2 separate regions of the Homo sapiens genome follow, and region 1 is linked to region 2. A link is an interaction called in ENCODE POLR2A ChIA-PET data of the cell type or tissue named here. Cell type or tissue: PC-9. All regions are shown on one strand.

The links. Peaks named below come from ENCODE experiments on the same cell type or tissue, not always from the same donor. Only the 100,000 strongest peaks of a DNase experiment are listed, where the experiment ranks them.
Region 1: POLR2A ChIA-PET joins it to region 2 with 6 read pairs; 6 of 35 experiments call an interaction of 5 or more read pairs at or near these places.

The regions. Positions count from the first base shown.
Region 1 is chr10:69,396,625-69,401,624 of GRCh38, reverse strand. HK1 (hexokinase 1) reads right to left here. Exons shown (of 18, transcript NM_000188.3): 17 at 2,797-3,030; 18 at 1-634. The coding sequence ends at 490. Among named protein-coding and RNA genes, the nearest start is that of TACR2, 18 kb to the left of the region's middle. In PC-9, no CTCF peak of the experiment used is centred here; no DNase peak of the experiment used is centred here.
Region 2 is chr10:69,466,710-69,471,709 of GRCh38, reverse strand. The region is part of intron 1 of TSPAN15 (tetraspanin 15); the gene reads right to left. Among named protein-coding and RNA genes, the nearest start is that of TSPAN15, 18 kb to the right of the region's middle. In PC-9, no CTCF peak of the experiment used is centred here; DNase peaks (open chromatin) are centred at 1,549 and 2,819; H3K27ac peaks cover 2,785 bases.

The DNA.
Region 1 (5,000 bases), 70 kb after region 2:
AGGGGAGGAAGCAGCTAATGCTATGCCCACACTCGCCTTCAGGCAGTGCCCCCGGGAGGGAGGCCCGGCAGTGTCTGCTGGTGATAATACATTTCACACAGGGAGGGGGAACCCCAAGGATGGGCTTTGGAGGCCCAGAAGGCCTGTCAGGTGGTGTGATTTTCCATCTCCAGCCAATAAATAACTCTGTTGGATGAATGCATACATTAGAAATGGATGCCACTACACTTCACACGTGGGGGACCAGGTCAAAATCAAACCATGCAAAGTGGCAGGGCAAGTGAGGAGGGATCCGGGTGAGAGATATTATCAACAGCACACGCTCTATTCTGTACCCTACAATATATACCATTAGTTGGATTTTGCTTTCCTCCCCGCGCCGGCAGGCCCTGGCGCCAGCGTCTCCCAGCGCAACTCGCTGGGAGGGTAGGGGGTCGCCGCTTGAAGAGAGAAGTGCTGGAGAGGCAGTAGGCTGGGGATCCCGGACTCTTAGCTGCTTGCCTCTGTGCGTAACCGCACGCCCACGGCCGTGATGAGGGCGGCCCCCTTGCCGCTGCCATCCTCAGACAGGAGGAAGGACACGTTACATTTTGGTGACAGTTCCTTCACCGTCTGGTGCATGATTCTGGAGAAGCTAAAAAGGACGAGAAAACAGAAGGTAGTTGGAGGAAGATGAGAGACGCTGGGCCTACCCGAAAACACCAAAGCACAGACAGCCCCCTGACTGGTGATGATTCGACTTAGGATTCTTCGACTTTGTGATGGGTTTATCAGGACATAAGCATCGGAAGTCAAAGAGACTCTGAACCCAACAACAAGGAGGGTGAACATGGTTGGGAGGCAGGCTGCTTAGAAGCAGCTGTGGCCAGTTGAGAATGGCTGGGAGGAAAGTGGGCCCACGGTCAATCCCATTGTCACAGTTTTCAGCAGGGAGGCCCAACTGCGAATCCAAACACAACTGCTCTGTATGGCTTATGAAGGCTAGGACATGAATAACACACACACCCACATCGGAGCTTGAGGCTCCAGGGGGACCTCAAAACCAAGGAGGATGTTAGGGGCTGACATGGATCATTAAGGCAGGTGCAAGCCAGCCAAGCACTGGATCGGTTCAGGAGGCTATGCAGGAATGAATATCACCCATCTCCAGCTGCAACCCTGAGACCCCCAGCGCCCCACCATCAACAGCCTGGCCCCCAAAGACAGGAATGCCTTCCAGTGAAGATAGTATCTGAACAAAGGCTGAATCTACATGCTTGTAAGTTGGGCTCAAAATGAAGGGCAGGGCCAGGCTGAAGATGCTTGTGGTGAGGGGCTCTCAAAAGTAGTCACTGTCCTTGGTTGGGGACCTATTAGGTGGGCGGAGTGCGGTGGCTCATGCCAGCACTTTGGGAGGCCAAGGTGGGAGGATCACTTGAGCCAAGGAGTTTGAGGACCTACTAGGTGCCCCATATTTTACAGCTCTAATTTCTAGTCCTGCCAGTGGCTGCCACCTCATGAGGAAGATGAGATTTTGCAGGGATTAAGCAATTGCACACAGATTCTAAGTGACGGTGCCAGGGTTAAATCCAAGAGTATGTGGCTCCAAAGCCTAGCTCTAAACCACTCCTGTGTGCTGCCTCAGCTGATGGCAAGGACAGCTATTAAGGGGGAGAGACAGAGGTGAGGATGGAGCAAGACAGATGGTTCCACCCCAAGCCACGGCCATGAGGTAAGCAGGTAATGTCTACACTGAGTCGGGTGAGGTTGCTTATAAGTAGGGTGACACTATGGCCTCATTTATCTGGGATGGTCCTAGTTTGCCTACAGTCCCAGAGTAATAATTATTAGCACTCTTGACTGGCAAGAGTACCCTAGTGTAGACAATAAATAAATAATATGGTCACCCTATTCATAAGGTGAGACATGCGGTGGATCACAATCACACAGCAAGTGCAATCACATGTCCTTCTCTGGCATGGGGGGTCAGATGCCTGACCAGAGGGAGGCCACTCCCTACCCCTCCCTGCCATGAAGCCCAGGGCCCAAACCGCTCCCGCCCTTCCAAGTCTTAGCAAACTGATTCAGCAGATGAACAAGAGAGTGGCTATCCTCCTTTCCTATTTTATTTTTTGAAATAGGGTCTCACTCTGTTGCCCAGGCTGGAGTACAGTGGCGTGATCTGGGCTCACTGCAACCTCCACCTCCCAGGCTCAAGCAATCCTCTTCCCTCAGCCTCCCGAGTAGCTGGGACTACAGGCATTCACCACCATCCCTGGCTAATTTTCAAAATTTTTTTGTACAGACAAGGTCTCACTATGTTGCCTAGGCTGGTCTCAAACTCCTGGACTGAAGCAGTCCTCCCACCTAGGCCTCCCAAAGTGCTGGATTACAGGTGTGAACCACTGCACCCAGCTCCTCCCCTTTCTTAATATCCTCTCCCCACTTACCCAACAGAGCCTCTGGCCTGGCTACAGCTCACCAGGCTTATGAGTGAGCCCACGCCCACCCTCACCTCCTCTCCCACTGCCTAGCCCCCACCTAAGGGGGACCAGGAGGAGTGGGGTGAGGGTCACATCATGCCACTGGTGTGAGCTGGCCAAGTGAAGCCACTTCTCTGTCTCCCTAAGGATCCCAGTCAAACCCTACAAACTGTTCATTACCTTGTCCTAGACAATCCCCAGCTCCTGAACGCACAGCCTTCAGCCTGGCTGGGCTCCCGCAGGGCATTTCCCCAGCGTAAACCACACCCTGATACCCCCTAACCCAAAGGGATCCCAGCAAGCTCTGCGCATCCCAACTGGAAGGCCCACTCACTGTGGATGAAGCTTGTAGAGTGTCCCGTCCACTCCCACAGTCACATTCAGACGGTCCAGTCCTCTGTTCTCGCGGATCTTATCCACAACCGCAGCCATGCCTGCGCCACACAGCTGTGCGGCCCTCCTGGACACCACCCCGCACACTGTCTTGACGAGGATACTGTCATCGCAGGTGCTATTCAGACCTAGCTGCTGGAGGATAGCCCGGACCTGGAGCAGTGCTAATCGGTCACTGTGGGGGACAAGAGCCAGAGGGCTGGATGAAGCAGGACCCACAAGAGCAGCCTGGAGACCACGTCCAAAGGACGCCCCCCGCCCCCAATCACTGTACTCATCCACAGACAGAGTCAAGGGCAAGTGTTACATGTTAAACTGTGGAGAATTTGGCAAATCTAGCAAAATAAAAATTGGAAAATCTAAACCATTCACTATCTCAACATCTAGGAAAATGCTATTAACATTTTAATATATTTCCTTCCAGTTTATTTTTCCTAGCTGGTATGCTTCTCATGATATGCAAAATGGGATTATCCTTGATATGTGATTTTCTTTCTCTTTCCTGTTTCATGCATTGAGCAATTTCCCACAGCCTTATCTGAGAACAGGATTGGAAACAGCTGCTGCAGTATTCCCTCTAGGGATGCACCATGATTTCTTTAGCCAGCTTGGAGAAATTCAAGTTAATTGCAATTTTCTGCTATTATAAAGAAACATTTTGATAAGGTTTGTTTATAAATCTTTGTGTGCAATTCTGATGTTTTTCCTTAGGATAAATTTCTGGGTCAACGAGCTTTTGCTACACATTGCCAGATGCCTTACAGAAAATTGTATCCATTTACTCTTCAGCAGAGTATTTGGCCACACTTATCCTCACTGGAAAAGAGCATTTTTTTACAACTTTTGACAGTTTTATAAGAAGGCATCACAAGACTGTAGTTCAATTTATATTATTCTCTATTAGTGAGGATGATCTCTTTTTTTTCCATTTGTTTTTTGGCCATATAAACTACTTCTTACGTCTCAAGACTTTTCTCCTGATATATTTGTCTTATTTATATTAAATTGAAAGAGACGATAACTGGGATGGTACAATGAAGACCAGCCAGGCTTCTTGGAGGACTTACCATGTAACATATATTTTACATACATTACCTTACTTACTCCTCAAACAACCAATGAATGTATGATTATTCCCATTTTAAAGATAAGGCAACTGAGGCTGGGAGAAATTGAGTATTGCAAAGCACACAGCCGGTGGAGAAGAGCAGGTGTAGACCAGACCTGCCAAAGCCCACCATGCCCTGCTAGGCGTCTTGTCATACACAGTACAAATGTCTTCCTCAGTTTACCGTTGCCTTTTAAGTTTGATTACTTTTTTTTTTTACTTACAGACACTATGTAGCTATATTTGGCCATTTTTCTTTATGATTTCTTTCTTTGCTATTATGCTTGAAAAGACTTTCCATACCACTTCATACCCATTAGGATGGCTATTCTCAACTCAGAAAATAACAAGTGTTGGCGAGGATGTGGAGAAACTAGAACTTTCACGGGCTGCTGGTGGGAATGTAAAATGTTACAGCCACTGTGGAAAACAACATGGTGGTTCCACAAACAACTGAACAGGGAATTACCATATGATCCCGCAAGTCCACTTGGGGTGCGTACACACACACACACAAACTGAAAGGAGATACTGGTCACCCGTGTTCACAGCAGCATTTGTCACAATATCCAAAAGGTGGAAGCAAGCCAAGTGTCCATGGATGGATGAATGAATAAACAAAATGCAGTGTGTGCATGCAATGGAATATCACTCAGCCTTAAAAATAAGGAAATTATGGCCGGGCGTGGTGGCTCATGCCTGTAATCCCAGCACTCTGGGAGGCCAAGGTGGGCAGATTACCTGAGGTCGGGAGTTTGAGACCACCCTGATCAACATGGGGAAACCCCATCTCTACTAAAAATACAAAATTAGCCGGGCGTGCATGGTGACGCACGCCTGTAATCCCAGCTACTCAGGAGGCTGAGGCAGGAGAATCGCTTGAACCCAGGAGGCAGAGGTTATGGCGAGCCAAGTTTGCACCATTGCACCCCAGCCTGGCCAACAAGAGTGAAACTCCGTCTCAAAAAATAAAAATAAAAAAATAAGGAAATTCTAACACATGCCACAATACGGATGAACCTTAAGACATTATGCTA
Region 2 (5,000 bases):
TGAGGTGGGAGGATGGCCTGAGCTCAGATCAAGACTGCAGTGAGCCGAGATTGCAATACTGCACTCCAGCCTGGGTACCAGAGTCGAAAGAGAAGGGGAGGGGAGGGGAGGGAAGAGGGGAGGGAGAGAAGGTGGGGAGAAGGGGAGAGTGAGAGAGAAAGAAAGAAAGAAAGATTGATTTATATGTTAAATAGCATTTTTCATTTAAAAAATTCCCCCAAAAGACACAAAAACTGAGTGGGCAGAGTGGCGTGGGCTCTGCATGTTTGTAAATGTTAACGTCTGGCTGCCAAGAAAGCAGCTGGATTCTCAGATCTGCTCCTCATTGGCTCCACTGCCACATCGAGTGTTCAGGTGCCTCTGGAATACTCCATCACATGCTCCCAAGAGAGTGGCAGTGGGAGTCTTACTATTACTATGAAAGTGGTTCTAGATACAAGAGCCCCTGAAAGGGGAACCCAGAGGTCCCTAGACCCACTTTGGGAGCTACTATTTTAAGAACTGGGTGTGCAACGAGAGCAATGAAAGAAAACCACAAAAATCCCAGCTTTGGTGGAGCTCACATTCTACTTGCGCAGAGGCAAATAAGTAAGAAAAACATATACTGTGCTATGGTTATAAGTGCTACTAAGAAAAATAAAACGGGGAGGAAGGCTAGGGAAGCTGGGGAAAGGGGCCGTCAGTGTGGCCAGGGAGGGTGACATGTGAGCAAAGACTTGGAGTAGAGGAGGGACCAAGCCACACGGATACATGAATAAGCATCCAAGCAGGCACCATGGCCTTGGGATGTGCCTGTGTTTTCAAGAAACAGCAAGGGGGACGGGGCTGCTGGAGAGGGAGCATGTAGGAGATGAGGCAGTGGGCTGATCAGGAGGGGACTCTGAGGCCACTGAGAAGACTTGACTTTTGCTCTGAGTGGATGGGAGGCACTGAAAGTTTGCAGAGAAGTGCTCTGTTCCAACTGTGATCTTTTTTTATTTTAAATAATTGAGATGGGGTCTTGCTATGTTGCCCAGGCTGGTCTCGGACTCCTGGGCTTGAGCAATCCTCCTGCCTTAGCCTCCCAAGTAGCACTTGCCACCATGCCTGGCTGTGATCTTTAAAAGAGTTGCTTGGACTGCTATGCCAAGAGACTGGGAGATGCAGGTGGGAGGGGCTGGTCAGGGAGCTACTGTGGTGACCAATGTGAGGTGACAGTGGCCTGGACCACAGTGGGCATGTGAAGGTGTCTAGAAGCAGGCAGTGTATTTTGAGGCTGGAATAGGGAAATAATTGAAATAATTTAAGCAGGGGAGTCTCACATTCAGATTAACTTTTAAAAGTTCTTTCACCAGGGTGTTTCACATCAGCCTATGTGTTCATCATCATGGGGAAAGGTGCCTTTGCAATGGAGAGGACTGGTCAAGTTCAGCCTGGCCAACCATGGTGTGGCCAGATAGCACACACCCCCTAATGTGATATTCCATACCTCCCGCTGCACACCCTGTGAAATGCTCCTGCAGGAAATGTGTGGCCTGAACCTAATCATGAGGAAGCTGTGAAGCTATGAAGCAACTCAGACATCCTACAGATCAAGTGGCCTGGAGGCTTCAAAGGACTCAAAAGAAGTAAGGATAGTCTAGCCTGGGGGAGATTAAAGAGACATAGAGCCAGAAGTAATGTACAAACCTTGGGTGGATCCTGAATTGGGTAAAATATCACCACAAAGAACATTTGGGGAATGAGGTGCTTTCCAATACCATCAGACAGTTCTTTGATTCTCTTGAGAGACCAGCTGGGTGTCGTACAATTTAATTCAACTCTGACACATTTACCTGGAGTTAGCATCAGATCCCACAGGTTAATGTGCTCAAGCCCACGAGATTAGGCTGGGCATGGTGGCTTATGCTTGTAATCCTAGCACTCTGGGAGGCCAAAGTGGACAGATTGCTTGAGCCCAGGAGTTTGAGACCAGCCTAGGCAACATGGCAAAATCTCATCTCTACAAAAAAATGCAAAAATTAGCTGGACGTGGTGGTGTCCACCTGTTGTCCCAGCTATTTAAAAAAATATTATTATTAAAAGTAATGGCAAAAACTGCAATTACTTTTGCACCAACCTAATACGTGGGAGGCTAAGGTGGGAGGATTTCTTGAGCCTGGGAGGTGGAGGTTTGCTTGAGCCTGGGAGGTAGAGGTTGCAGTGAGCCAAGATCAAGCCACTGCACTCCGGCCAACCTGGGTGACAGAGTAAGACTCTGTCTCAAAAGAGCCTACAAGATTGCCTGACCTTCAGATGCCAATCACAAGTCCAGGACTCAAAGTCTGGCTATAAGTCAGGGGTTCCCACAACCCCTTCTCCAAGTTTGATAATTTGCGCGAATGGCTCACAGAACTCAGGGTTACTTATATTAACCAGTGTATTACAAAGAATACAACTCAGGAACAGCCAGAGGGAGGAGATGCACTGGGCAAGGTGGGGAGGGAGCTCCCAGGCCCTCTCTGAGCCCACGCTCACCCCTTAACACCTCAGTGAGTTCCCAAACCCAGAAGCTCATCAAATCTCATTGTTCAAGAGTTTTTCTCTTCTACTGGTTGAGAGCTGGAAAAAAAAAAAAAGTTTTACATAGAGCTCAATCTCCAAGCCCCAACCCCCACCCCCACCCTCACCCTTTCTGTCCAGCCCTCTAATTATTTGGTGTTTCTGGTGATTCGCCCCATCCTAAGGCCGTCTAGGGCCTTACCCTAAGTCATCGCATCAGCGTAAACTCAGGTGTGACTAAACGGGCTCATTATTAATAACAAAAAGCATTCCTATCAGGAAATTCCAAGGGTTTTAAGAGCTCTGTGCCAGGAACTGGGGACAAAGAACAAACATATTTCTTACAACACAGGAATGTCATAAGAAATGTGGCCTGTATATAGGACTGAAAAGTTTGATTTCATGGTGATTTTTTTTTTTTAATCAGATGGACAGCAGTGGTGTGAGGAAGAATGCCCTTTCTGGGAAGGCGAATGCTGGGGTATTTAGAGGAGTGGGGTCACAACGACTGCAGCCTCCTTGTAGCTGGGTTGGCAAAAAAAGAAGTGGTGTATTTAGAGAGAGCTCTTAAGACAAGATGTTCACAACTGATAACTCAGAAGCAGGCAGATGTTCTTTGAATTCCTCCTTCCATTTTTCTGTGCGTTTAACTTTTTCAAAAAAAAAAAAAAGTCCATTTCCTCTATCGCAGCTTGATACAGAAAGTATTGATTAGGGGATACTCCAGCCACCTGATAATGCTCCCCATCTGGTATGAGAGAAGGGAGCTCTCTCGGCCCTACCCCAGCCTACCCCAAGCATCAGAACCAAGGAACAAAGAGCCACTGCCCTACACATCAGTGCACTGACTTGCCAAGAGCCATGACCCGGCCACACCAGGGCACACCGGGTCTCCCCAGGCAGGCTGTGGGCAGCCAGCTGGGGGTCTTTCAGTTCTTTAGAGCATCTTTCCCCAGTGCCTGACACAGGGCCCAGTGTGTGCACCTGGTGATTAAGGGTGGGGACTCAGGGAGTCTTGGGTCTGGCTTCCAGACACCGATCAGCTCTCCTAATGAGAACGTGGGGGAGGGGGGCGGGGGCTGGAGTCTCATGGGTGGGGACAGTTTTCCAGGCAAGCCTTTCCTAATTGGCTTTCTGAATTTCCCTTAAACAACAAAAGGAACCAGCTGGCCCCGGTAGGTCTTGGATCAGGTACAACGTAGGCAAGTAACACACGACAGTCCCCATCAGGACCCCAGATGCTATAACATTCAGGGCCTCAGAGGTCACCCCTCAAGTTTCAGATGCACTGGGACATTTTTTATGAAAAAGAAACCCAACGCAATGTATAAACTGTGATGCTGGGTCCTGATTTTTTTAAAGACACTATGAGAGATGTTTTAGGGACAATTAGATATGTTTTTGCATAAACTTAGTATTTTCTTAGGCATGATAATGGTGTTGTGGCTATAACTATATCCAAGAACATTCTTTCACCTTTTCTACAGCAACCAAGTTCTGTTTTCCAAGAAGAGGTGTGTGTGTGTGTGTGTGTGTGTGTGTGTGTGTGTGTTGTTTTGTTTTGTTTTGTTTAGAGGAGACAAGGTCTCACCCTATTGCCCAGGCTGGACTACAGTGGTGTGATCATAGCTCACTGCAGCCTCAACCTCTTGGGCTCAAGCGATCCTCCTGCCTCAGCCTCCCAAGTAGCTGGGACTGCAGGCACATGCCACCACACCTGGCTAAAGGAAGAGGTTTGTTTACTACAGGTTTGCGTCTTCCTTTGCCTAAAGCTTCAGACCAGATTCAGTGCCATCAGGAAAGTCTCAGTGGCCCCAGGCAAGGGTCAGCTCACCAGAGGCCTGGGTCTGGTGGCCTGTTCTGGCCTGGAATTAATGCCCAAACCAGATGTTTCACTAACTGCTACTTGGAGCTAAATACAGGCTGTAATGGGAACCTACCTATTACACATCCAAGTGCACCTATTAGGAAACAGGGTGCCGAGGGCTTTAGAACATGCCCCTCACTGCATGGGGAAGAGGCCTGGGGGAAGGGAGAAGGAGGGTCTCTTGTCACCTTAAATCCTTTTCTCCTCTGCTTTAAGAAAATCAGGACAAGAGAAGATGCATGCGACAAGCCAACATGACCATGAAACCCTGTGCAGAAAGTGGCAGCCGGGAAAGGAGGTAAAGGTCAGGAACGGGCTCCCAGAGGGCTGGCGCTGATGCGACCCAGCAAAGAGCCCAGGCCAGCTGCAGGCGCTGGGCCACTTACGAGCTGCACAATGCTGGCCAGACCATCTCCCTCAGAGCGCCAACTGCCTCTCCACTGTGACATGGGAATATAATGGTCACGCGAAGGAGACCCTGAGGTGGTGAAACTCCTTTGTAAACTGTAAGATGCTGTACCATAATGAGAAGCCACTTCCTTCTCTAACAGTCAGCAGTACACAGACTGTGTTAAGTGTCTGCACCTGACCAAGAGGTGCCACACTGCCTACA